Linked DNA regions of Homo sapiens: region 2 is linked to region 1. The links are chromatin loops, found by intact Hi-C in ENCODE. Cell type or tissue: mammary epithelial cell. All regions are shown on one strand.

Region 1 (5,000 bases):
CCGGGGCCCCAGTGTGCGATGTGGGGAGGTGACTGGGTGAGCGTGAACAGGGCGTGGGGTGCGCGGGGCGGGTGGCCGTGTGACCGTGCCCGGCCCTCAGAAGACGAAGCAGCGCTCCGTGGGGTGGCCCACGTGGTCCAGGTTGGGAAGGCAGGCGTACTGGATCATGGGTGGGGGGCCACACATCAGCACCAGCGGCTCCTCCTCTGGGGGTGGAAGGTGGTCCCGGATCATCTCCTCATTCACGAAGCCCTGGCCGTAGTCCCAGGCTGTGGGGTGAGAGACCAGGTAAGCTGACGTGTGGCTGTGTGGTCACCAACCTGCTGACCGACCAACCCTAGGCGGTGAATTCCTTAAATGCTGAAGAATGGAGAGGCTGATCCCAGCAAACTGTCACCAGGACCCCCTGCCCCCAACCCTGACTCAAGCCTATGGCCTCAGGCCCTGCAGCCTGAAACCAGTGTACAAAGCCCATCATGGTTCCCCTGACTGCACTTTACAGTTTGCAAAGCCTTTTGCTTCCATTTGGCCTCCGGGGTGTCCCTTGGAACAACCCAGTGGGTGGACAGGGCGGGGAATATGAATCCCATTTTACAGATGTGGCAACTGAGGCCCAGAGGACCCAGAGTTGAGTTGCTCAAGATCACACAATGAGGCAGGGACACGACTGAGATGTACCTTCCAGGATCCAGAGGTCCCCAGGCTGGTGCTCTGCCCCAGGCTGCTCAGGGTGACAGTCTCTAACTGCCCCCACCTCCATGAGCCCACTGTGACTCCCCAAGAATGTCGGCCCATGAGGAACTGAGTCTCATCCACAGCTGTGTGTCCTGCCCCCTCGAGCCCTGAGCGCCCACGATGATATGGCTGGTCTCTATCCTTAGTAACCAGAAACAACCACCCCACAGCCCTCAACACCAAGAGAAAAGCTGCTGAAGCCTCAGGCCAGGAGGGCTGGCACTGGCTGACACAGACACCCTGCCTAGATGGCCCAAGTTTACAGCATACACTCCACGCTGTGAAGGTCCTGACGGGGAGGGGCCAAAGCAGTCCCGCTTGCCCTGGAACCAGGAAGAGTCTACTGTGCTGAGCAAGGGGGTCCTCTTTATCTCATGGACTCCATGAGCTAAGTCACTGACCACATTTCCCTTTTCACCTTGGCTGCTGGGAAGCCTGGAGTGATACGTGTGGCCCATTCACAGCAAGCGTACATTATAGTCCGTTTTTGTACAAATCCCAGTACTGATTCCATTCATTTTATAGCCCTGCACTTGTTTTTCTTTCACTCCCACTTTCCATTTGTGCCACTCTGACTCACCAGATGAGTCTTTGTAAGCCTCCTAAAATCCCTCTGGAACAAGGCGAGGCACAGAAAATAGTTTTATAGCTGGGCAATGGATCTGAAGTGGATCTGAAAGTACCTTGTAAAAACTGCATGGGCATAAACTGCTAGTGTACAAAATGTGCAGGTATGTAAGACACCTTTCAATTTCACAGCGATTTCTTTTTAGTGTGTGTGTGTGTGTGTGTGTGTGTGTGTGTGTGTTTTTAAGAGACAGGAATTGGCTATGTTGCCCCAGCTGGCAGGCAGTGGCTATTCACAGGTGTGATCATAATGCCCTCCAGCCTGGAGCTCCTGGGCTCATGTGATCCTCTTGCCTTAGCTTTGAATAGCTGGGACTACAGGTGCATGCCACCGTGCATGGCTTAATGTATTTTTCCCTGTACCTGTCCTGAAAGTGGCTCTGTGGGGGAAATACTCACTGCCCCTGCCTGGAGTCCTTGGGGCTCTCCTCATCCTTCGCTTAGCTACGGTACAGCCAGACTGGCCTGTTACCACTTTCTTTCTCAACCTCTGGAATTTCAGCTTACATTTAATGCTACAGCAGTACCTCAACTAATCTTGAATTGTGGGTCACAGTGGCAACAAATGTACACGAAAAATGCTAGGAGATCACCCAACTATTCCTCTCATTGGCAGGTAACTGTCCCGTGGTGGTGGTGCAGGTGCTGCTGCCTGTTGCCACCAGGGGTCAGCACTGGCCCCTCCCTGGGGGACCAGGCCTCGCTCTGGCCACAGGGCAGGGGCTCCTGCACGCACCAGGGATCTGGATCACTCATCTGGAATTGGGATGGGGCTAAACCCTGCCTCGCAGCAAGCTGGCCCCGCCCATGCCATTAGAAACTGCAGTCAGAAAGGAGCAAAGCAGCCTATCACTTCCTCCCTTTAGACTGACACATGGGTACAGGATAAAACGCTCTTTTCTTTGAGACGGAGTCTCGCTCTATCGCCAGGCTGGAGTGCAGTGGCACCATCTCGGCTCATTGCAACCTCTGCCTCCCGGGTTCAAGCCATTCTCCTGCCTCAGCCTCCGAGTAGCTGGGACTACAGGCACGCGACACACGCCCAGCTAATTTTTGTATTTTTAGTAGAGACAGAGTTTCACCATGTTGGCCAGGATGGTCTCGATCTCTTGACCTCATGATCTGCCTGCCTCGGCCTCCCAAAGTGCTGGGATTACAGACGTGAGCCACCGCGCCCGGCCTGCTCCTTTCGTTAGTAGAAGAGAAACAGCAGCTAGACTCCCAGAGCCAGTGCCCTGGCTGACCTCCGCTCCAGCCGCTGCCTGGCTCTGCTTGGCCCCCCACATCACAGGAACCCCGCCACCATAACCGCGCTATAATTTACTAAGAAACCTGCTCCCATTAGTCCTCTGCCTCCCCCACTGGAAGGTCAGCTGCGGGGTCAGGTTGGCTTCCTGAGCATACCAGGTGGAGCAGCCGACCTGGAGGGGGTGGGCTGACCCAGGACAGCAGGTCCAGCCAGAGGCCGGACACGGTGACAACCCACACATCCACCACCCCCTCCAGGCCTGGGTCTCTCAGCCTGGAGGCCTGGAACCCAAGCTGGTCATCTGAGAAGGGCGGCTGCTCCCTCAGGGATGGGCCCAGGTGACCCAGCTCCTAGGTGCTAGCCAGGTGGTGCAAGTCCCAGAGCCCATGTGCTCCTTTCTGGGAGGAGCAGAGGGTGGTGTGGACAGAGCTCCCTCATCAGTAGAGGGCATGCACCCCCTGACATGGATCATCAGCAGAGGGTGTGCGCCCCCCACCATGGATTAGTCCTGAGGAAACTGTGGGGCCGTAGGAGGTGCCGGAGGCAAAGCAGGGGCAGATGGCAGGACATGAGACCCCAAACTGGTGCTCACACGGGTATTCAAAAATGGTGCTTCCAACACTTAGAAATTTCCCAGAAAATGCAGGTCCCCAGCTTCTCTTGAAAAGCAGAGGCCCTGGCCACACAGGGCTATACTCCACAGCGGGATTGCCCACGGCGGATGGGGCTGTGTCCTCCGGACCAGGCAGATGCGCTCCAATTTACCGCAGTTGCCGCCACTCCCTAGTCTCTCAGCCCTGAAGCTAAACATCACCAGAATGTTTCCTGGGGAAGGCTGAGCTCTGCTTTTCTTACAGCAAAGAAGAAATTGAGATATTACTTATACCTACATCTCTATCTGAAGCCGAAAAGGGAAGGGCGCTTTAACTCCCAGAGGCAACCTCACTGCAAGTGGTGGAGGTGGGGCGGCCCTCACTCGCTGCCTCCAGCTTGGCTCTCCCACAACTCCCTTGGCAAGCAGCTCAGCCACTGGACAGGTGGAACAAGGGTAACCCCAACGTCGGCCCAGCCCACTCCCCAGGGCTGACAATGGGAGAGAAGATGGCCTTGGTGTAACTCGGCAGCACCTGAGAGTATGCACGCTGGGATGTGGAAGCAGCAGCCGCCACCGCTGCCCCGAGACTTGCCCCGAAGTGAGCCCCGCCCAGGGAGGGGACGCTGGCCTTCTCTGCCCAGCTGGGCAGTGCAGTGCGCCCGGGAAAGGACTCTGCCTCTGGAGGCGAGGACCTGGGTTTCAGGCCGGGCTGTGGTGGTTTCCGGCTGTGTGGCTTCAGTGAGCCCTTGTTCCTCATCTGTGAGACGGGGCCACACCACCTGCCTCCCACAGGGCCATAGTGAGTGCCAGATGTCGTCCAAAGGCTCAACGCCACAAACAGCTGGGCAAAGGTGAACTGTGGGCTGGCACCTCCCACCCACCCAGTGAGGGGCCTCCCTCACTCACCTTCAGGGGCTCTGTCCAGCGTGTACCAGAGCTTGAAGCGTGCAGAATGTTTGTTCCTGAGTTCCTCCAGCTCAGGTCGCAGCAGGATGTCCTTCTCGGTCTGCAGGGGACAGGGCCAGGCAGTCAGGAAGGATGGGTGGCAGACTGCCCCTGGAGACACTCAACAGAGACGCGCCTCGTCATCGCGCCCGCCTGCGGGCCACACGCTTGCGGAGCTTTCAGGAGGGGACTCGGCCAGAGATCACCCTGGCACCCCTCTCTCCTTGTCTAGCCTAAGGAGCCCCTCAAAGCTGCTGCTGAAGGGGCGAAGGCGTTCGCTAGAAACTCAGTGTGTCAACTGCTTCTGCTGTTGTGAGGAAATGGGCTCGATGTCCCGAGAGTGGGAAAAATGGAAAAAACTAAAGGCGGCCAAGCTGCGCGACAGCAAAAAGGGAAGAGACGGGAAATGTGCCAAGATACTCCAGGGGGTCAGCCCGGGAGCGGGTGTAACACATACAATAAGCAATGGCCCCGTGAGAAGGCTCAGGATTTGCACCCTCAGCCCTCCGGCAAGTCTTTTTGCGTTCTGGGATCTCATTCAGGTTGTACCTCCAGAAACCAGGAAGTACAGACACCACTCCCCACCCAACCTGGCCCCCTCGGGCCTTGCCCACACCCATCCTCCTGGCTGGCCTGCGGCTCCCCCACCCCCACCCGGCTGTCACAGAGCCCTACAGAACTCAGTCCAGCGTCATCCCTTCCAGGAAAGCTTCCTGGACCCTCCAGGGGCTATCAGGGATCTCCCCCTGAATCCCCCACCCGACTCCCCGCCCCCCACCCCCGTTCCACCTCTGATCACATCACAGGCTGCTGCCCAGCGTTTGCAGGTCACACAGGGACAGAAGGGGC
Region 2 (5,000 bases), 200 kb after region 1:
TCTATCTTGATTTAAGATAAATAAATAAATATATAAATTTGACTTTACAAATAGATCAACTAAGGGGCTATTACTTAATTGTAAAAGGATCCTTCCATTTACAAAATAATTTCTTGTAGATACATCTCTATGCAATCAGGCTTCTGAGAGCATTTAAAATGGGATAGTGACTCATCAGCTAATAGACTCTTTAGCACTACTAGTCAGTCAAATACCACTCTTCTATTTAAAATCAAATATCTGCTACAAGCAGGACACCAAAGGGGTAAAAAGGTGTACAAAACATTGTCCTTGCTCTCAGATTTCTAAAAATGCAATAATGACTTAATTTTTCATAAAGAAAACTATGCCTATATAGCAAGAATAGCAGTTTGCATCATATTTTAGTGAGACAGCACAACATTTCAGGGCCCTGAAAAATGATCTATCTAACTTACAAGGATTTCTAAGTTATCATCCACTTTATAAAAACATGTAAAATACCATGAATTCCTGGCAAAAGAGGCATTGTATAAATTCCTAGTAATATAAATAAATTTCTGCATAGTAATAGGGAAAGACAACAGAATTTCTTTCTGTTTTTTGAAATGGAGTCTTGCTCTGTCGCCCAGGCTGGAGTGCAGTGGTGCAATCTTGGCTCACTGCAACCTCCACCCACGAGGTTCAAGCAATTCTCCTGCCTCAGCCTCCCGAGTAGCTGGGATTACAGGCACCTGCCACCATATCCAGCTAATTTTTCTATTTTTAGTAGAGACGAGGTTTCACCATGTTGGCCAGGCTGGTCTCGAACTCCTGACCTCAGGCGATCTGCCTGCCTCTGCCTCAAAGAGTCCTGGGATTACAGGCATGAGCCACCGCGCCCGGTGCAGAATTTCTTATTAGGAAAAAGTAATCTTGCTTTTGCTGTTTCTTTTCTTTAATGAGTCAAGCAAGATTTCTTTGGTTTTCACATGGCAGTTTGTTTTCCTTACTCTTCCTACAGAACAGGTTATGGCTATTTTATTCCTTAACAAATAAATACTACTTTTTCTTTTGGAGGAAAACAATAGCTCTGTTTAAAATCATGAATACATATAATTACAGCAACAGATTCTTCTGGAGAAGATGCATGGGGATGAAAAGGTTCTATTAGAAAGATAAGAGATGGAAAAGTTTTCCTTCCTAGGTAATCTGACATGGACTGGGTCACTCACTAAAAGCATGCACTTTGATGCTTACGAGAACATCTCTCTGGAAGCACCAACAGTTAAGAAGTCAGAACACCGCGTTTCTCAGAACTTCAGGAGTGCTTACGGGTACTGGCTCAAGGGAGGACTGCAGGACACAGATCAAACAAGCGGAGCAGCTCAAGGCAGCTCTGCCTCTTCCTTCCTTCCTACCAAGTGGGCACACAGAGAGCCTCTGAGGACGGGCTGGGAAACTGCTAGAAGGAGACCAGGATGCTGCATGGGCTGTTTAGTTTCACACTCTGACAGTACAAGAACAACACTGTTCTGACAGTTTACTGAGCCGAAATAACTTTATTTACAGCCATTAAACAAACTAACTTGCAACATAACACTCATGTATTAAGGATAAAACACCTGTACTTTCTACGGGTTTGAGTGGCAGTGGTGGTCATTAAGGCACAGTGGTGTGGTTGTTCTGAACAAGGCCATGAAAGTTGCCAAACTGGCTTCTCAAATCAAATTCATAAATCTTCCGATCTGCATCTTTGTTTTTGTGATGTATTAAACACTCCTAATGAAAGATACAAGTGAAGTCTGGTTGTTGCTTCCTGTTTTCAGGAAGATTAGCATGTTAATATTAGAAGTAACAACCAGACTTCACTCCATCCAGCTTACCTGCAGCTTCTCCATCCAGCTTACTTGCAGGAAGGAAGCTGATCAGGGCCCGATTTTACACACGCTCTGGGAAAACCTCAAGCATGAGTAATCTGGACAGAGCCTACTCCCAAATACCAAGAGAAGCCATCGAAACACTCAAATCTAACCTTTCCCTTTGCCAGGGTCAAAAACTTAGCTTAGTAAGAGAAATTAAAGTCTGTGACAAGTCAACGTAAATTTTTGTACACAAAGCATTTCAAACCATATTCGACCTAAATACAGTTCAGTGCTGCCCCCTATGTTCTGTGAATTAAATGACAAGGAGAAACAACTATCAACTTCAAATTATTTGGGTTTACCTTATAAACTCCATCTTAGCGAACCGTCAGTATGAACAGTAAGACAGTACGAAAAGTAGTTGCATTTACTGAGCACCTACTATGTGCCAGGTACTGTTTGATGCACTTCAATGAGCATTTAAGCTATTAAACTAATCCTTAAAACCACCTCATAAAATAGGTGTTATTTTCTTCATCATACAGTCTATAGTAACTCAAGCTAAAACAGATAAAATACACATGAAAGTAAGAGAAAACACCATTAAAAAACACACACATAAAAAATAGGGATCCAGGTTACTTTTCCTTTCTGTGTAGCATGCACCCTCCGCCCTTCTCTCCTGATCTTTGGTACAGTCACGGTTTCCAGAAGGCCATCTTTCTCTTCTGATTTCAACACAAATGAAAACCTCTCAAGAGCCTTACAAAAGTCTACGGAAAACCGATCTCTTCACTGGCCTCCTGGCTTCCAGTCTCCTCCCCTCTTCCTGGCCTGGGTATCACTACCGAACTCATTCTCCCGAGACGCCCCTTCATGACAGCACTGCTGAAGGAGCTGTTTCTCTTGGGTAAGTGGACAACCACAGCCTGACTTTAAGGTGCTCCACATTATCGTTCCAACTCCTCCACTTCAGGCAGGCCCCCGACACACACGATCATTCCACCTTCTTCATTCTCTGAAACTCTTCCTTCTCCCTCTCCAAGATCCAGGCTCAGAACCTCTGGAGACACGACCAGAGCCATAGTCTTCCATCATGTATTTAGAATTTAGTCACAGAGTCCAACAGGGCTTCAGATTATAAATACTTTTTTCATTATGCAGATATAATTCACATACCGTAAAACTCACCCTGTTAAAGTGCATGATTCAGTGGTTTCAGCACATTCACAAAGCTGTGCCATCATCACCACTAACTCCAGAACACTTTCAGCAGTCCAAAAAGCAGGCCTGGACCATTAGCAGCCACTCTCCATTCTCTCCTCACCCCAGGCCCTGGCAACCAGTAAGTTGCTTTCTGTCTCTACGGATTTGCCTATTCTGGACATTGCATATAGACAGAATCATATCATGTGATCTTTTATGACTGGCTTCTTTCTTAGCATAAACTTTTCAAGGTTTATCCATGTTGTGGCCAATATCAGGACTACATTCCTTTTTGTGGCTGAGTAATAGTCCATTGTATGGACATACCACATTTTCTTTCTCATTTATCAGTTGGTAGACATTTAGCTTATTTCTACTTTTTGGCTATTAGGATTAACGCCACTATGAACATTCATGCACGAGTTTGTGTGTGGTTGCACAGATGTAAGTTTTAATTTCTCTTGAGTATATACTTAGGAGTAGATTTGCTGGGTCACATGGAAACTTTACATTTAACTTTCTGAAGGACTGCCAAACTGTTTTTCACAACAGTGGCACCATTTCACATTGCCATCAGCAATGTACAAGGGTTCAAATTTCTCCACATCCTAGCCAACACCTGTTACTGATTTTTTTATTATAGCTTCCCTAGAGAGTACACAGTGGTATCTTATTGTGGCCTTGATTTGCATTTCCCCAACTCTAATAATGTGAAGCATGTTTCATGTGTAAACACCTCCATGCATCTCTGTCTTTCCCTTCTCACTGATGTCACTCCAGTCTTGCCCTTACAGCCTCAGCAGAGTGTTGCTGCCCCCATCGTCTCTTTCCCTTCCAATCCACATGCCAATGCAATATCAGTTTTCATAAAACTGAATTTTGCAGTACCCTCCCTTCCCCCCCCACACAAAAATACATGGCATTTGGAAAGCAAAATCTTGAGTTAATAGTTTTATTCCCTGAAAATGTATTAATATAATGAAATTAAACTTACATTGATTCTTCTTTAGATACCACCTTGGCCAGGTCTTCCTGCTCCTTCATTTTATCCGCAGCTTGAGCTTGTTTTTCAATTTCATTAAAGCATGTGTTTGCCAGTTTCTGAGCTCCCAAACTTCCTTTTTTGGCCCCAAGCTAGAACATATATAAGACTATAGTCTACACGAGCTGTTTGAAAGCTTCTGTGACTACAGCTAACATTTCCTAAGGGTTAGGACCTGCCAGGCACTGTGACAAGCACTCTACATTTGTTCTGTGGCTTAGTCCTCAGAACTCTGTGAAGTTAGTATTATTCCAGGAGTCCCTCAGCATGGGGGAATTGGTTTCACGACCCTGTGGATAACAAAATCTGCGATGATCAAGTCCCTTACGTAAAAGGGCGTAGTATCTGCATTTAACCCACGTGTAGCCTCCAGTATACTTTCAATCATCTCTAGATTACTTATTATGCCTAAATAATGTAAATGCTATGAAAATAGTTACTAATTCTGTGTTTTTATTTGTATTGTTTTTACTGTTGTATTCTTACTTTTTATTTTTTTTTACTTTTTTTGAGACAGGCTCTCATGCTGTTGACCAAGCTGGAGTACAGTGGCACAATCTCAGCTCACTGCAACCTCTGCCTCCTGGGGTAAAGCGATCCTCCCACCTTAGTATCCCGAGTAGCTGGGACTACAGGCACGGGCCACCAAATCCGGCTACTTTTTGTATTTTTTGAAGAGATGGGATTTCACCATTTTGCCCAGGCTGGTCTTGAACTCCGGGGCTCAAGTGATCCACCTGCCTCGGCCTCCCAAAGTGCTGGGATTACAGGCGTGAGTCACTACGCCTGGCCTATTGTTTTTTTTTCCCCCCCAAATAATTTTGATCTGCAATTGGTTGAATCCATGGATGCAGAACCCCTGGATACAGAGGGCTGAGGAAAGTAAAGCTCATATAAGTTAAGGAATGTGGCCAAGGTCACACAGCCAA

What was found. Hi-C counts contacts between places; a loop is a spot of excess contacts. Peaks named below come from ENCODE experiments on the same cell type or tissue, not always from the same donor. Only the 100,000 strongest peaks of a DNase experiment are listed, where the experiment ranks them.
Region 2: it touches region 1 in a loop (4-fold over the local background); 22 of 110 quality-filtered maps call a loop at or near these places.

What each region holds. Positions count from the first base shown.
Region 1 is chr22:42,619,677-42,624,676 of GRCh38, forward strand. CYB5R3 (cytochrome b5 reductase 3) reads right to left here. Exons shown (of 9, transcript NM_000398.7): 8 at 4,113-4,212; 9 at 1-269. The coding sequence ends at 97. Among named protein-coding and RNA genes, the nearest start is that of RNU12, 6.9 kb to the left of the region's middle. RefSeq lists enhancers at 2,010-2,099, 3,917-4,471. In mammary epithelial cell, a CTCF peak has its summit at 2,032 (motif pointing right); DNase peaks (open chromatin) are centred at 1,315 and 2,075; H3K27ac peaks cover 1,541 bases.
Region 2 is chr22:42,818,247-42,823,246 of GRCh38, forward strand. ARFGAP3 (ARF GTPase activating protein 3) reads right to left here. Exons shown (of 16, transcript NM_014570.5): 9 at 4,024-4,163. Among named protein-coding and RNA genes, the nearest start is that of ARFGAP3, 37 kb to the right of the region's middle. In mammary epithelial cell, a CTCF peak has its summit at 2,120; a DNase peak (open chromatin) is centred at 1,945.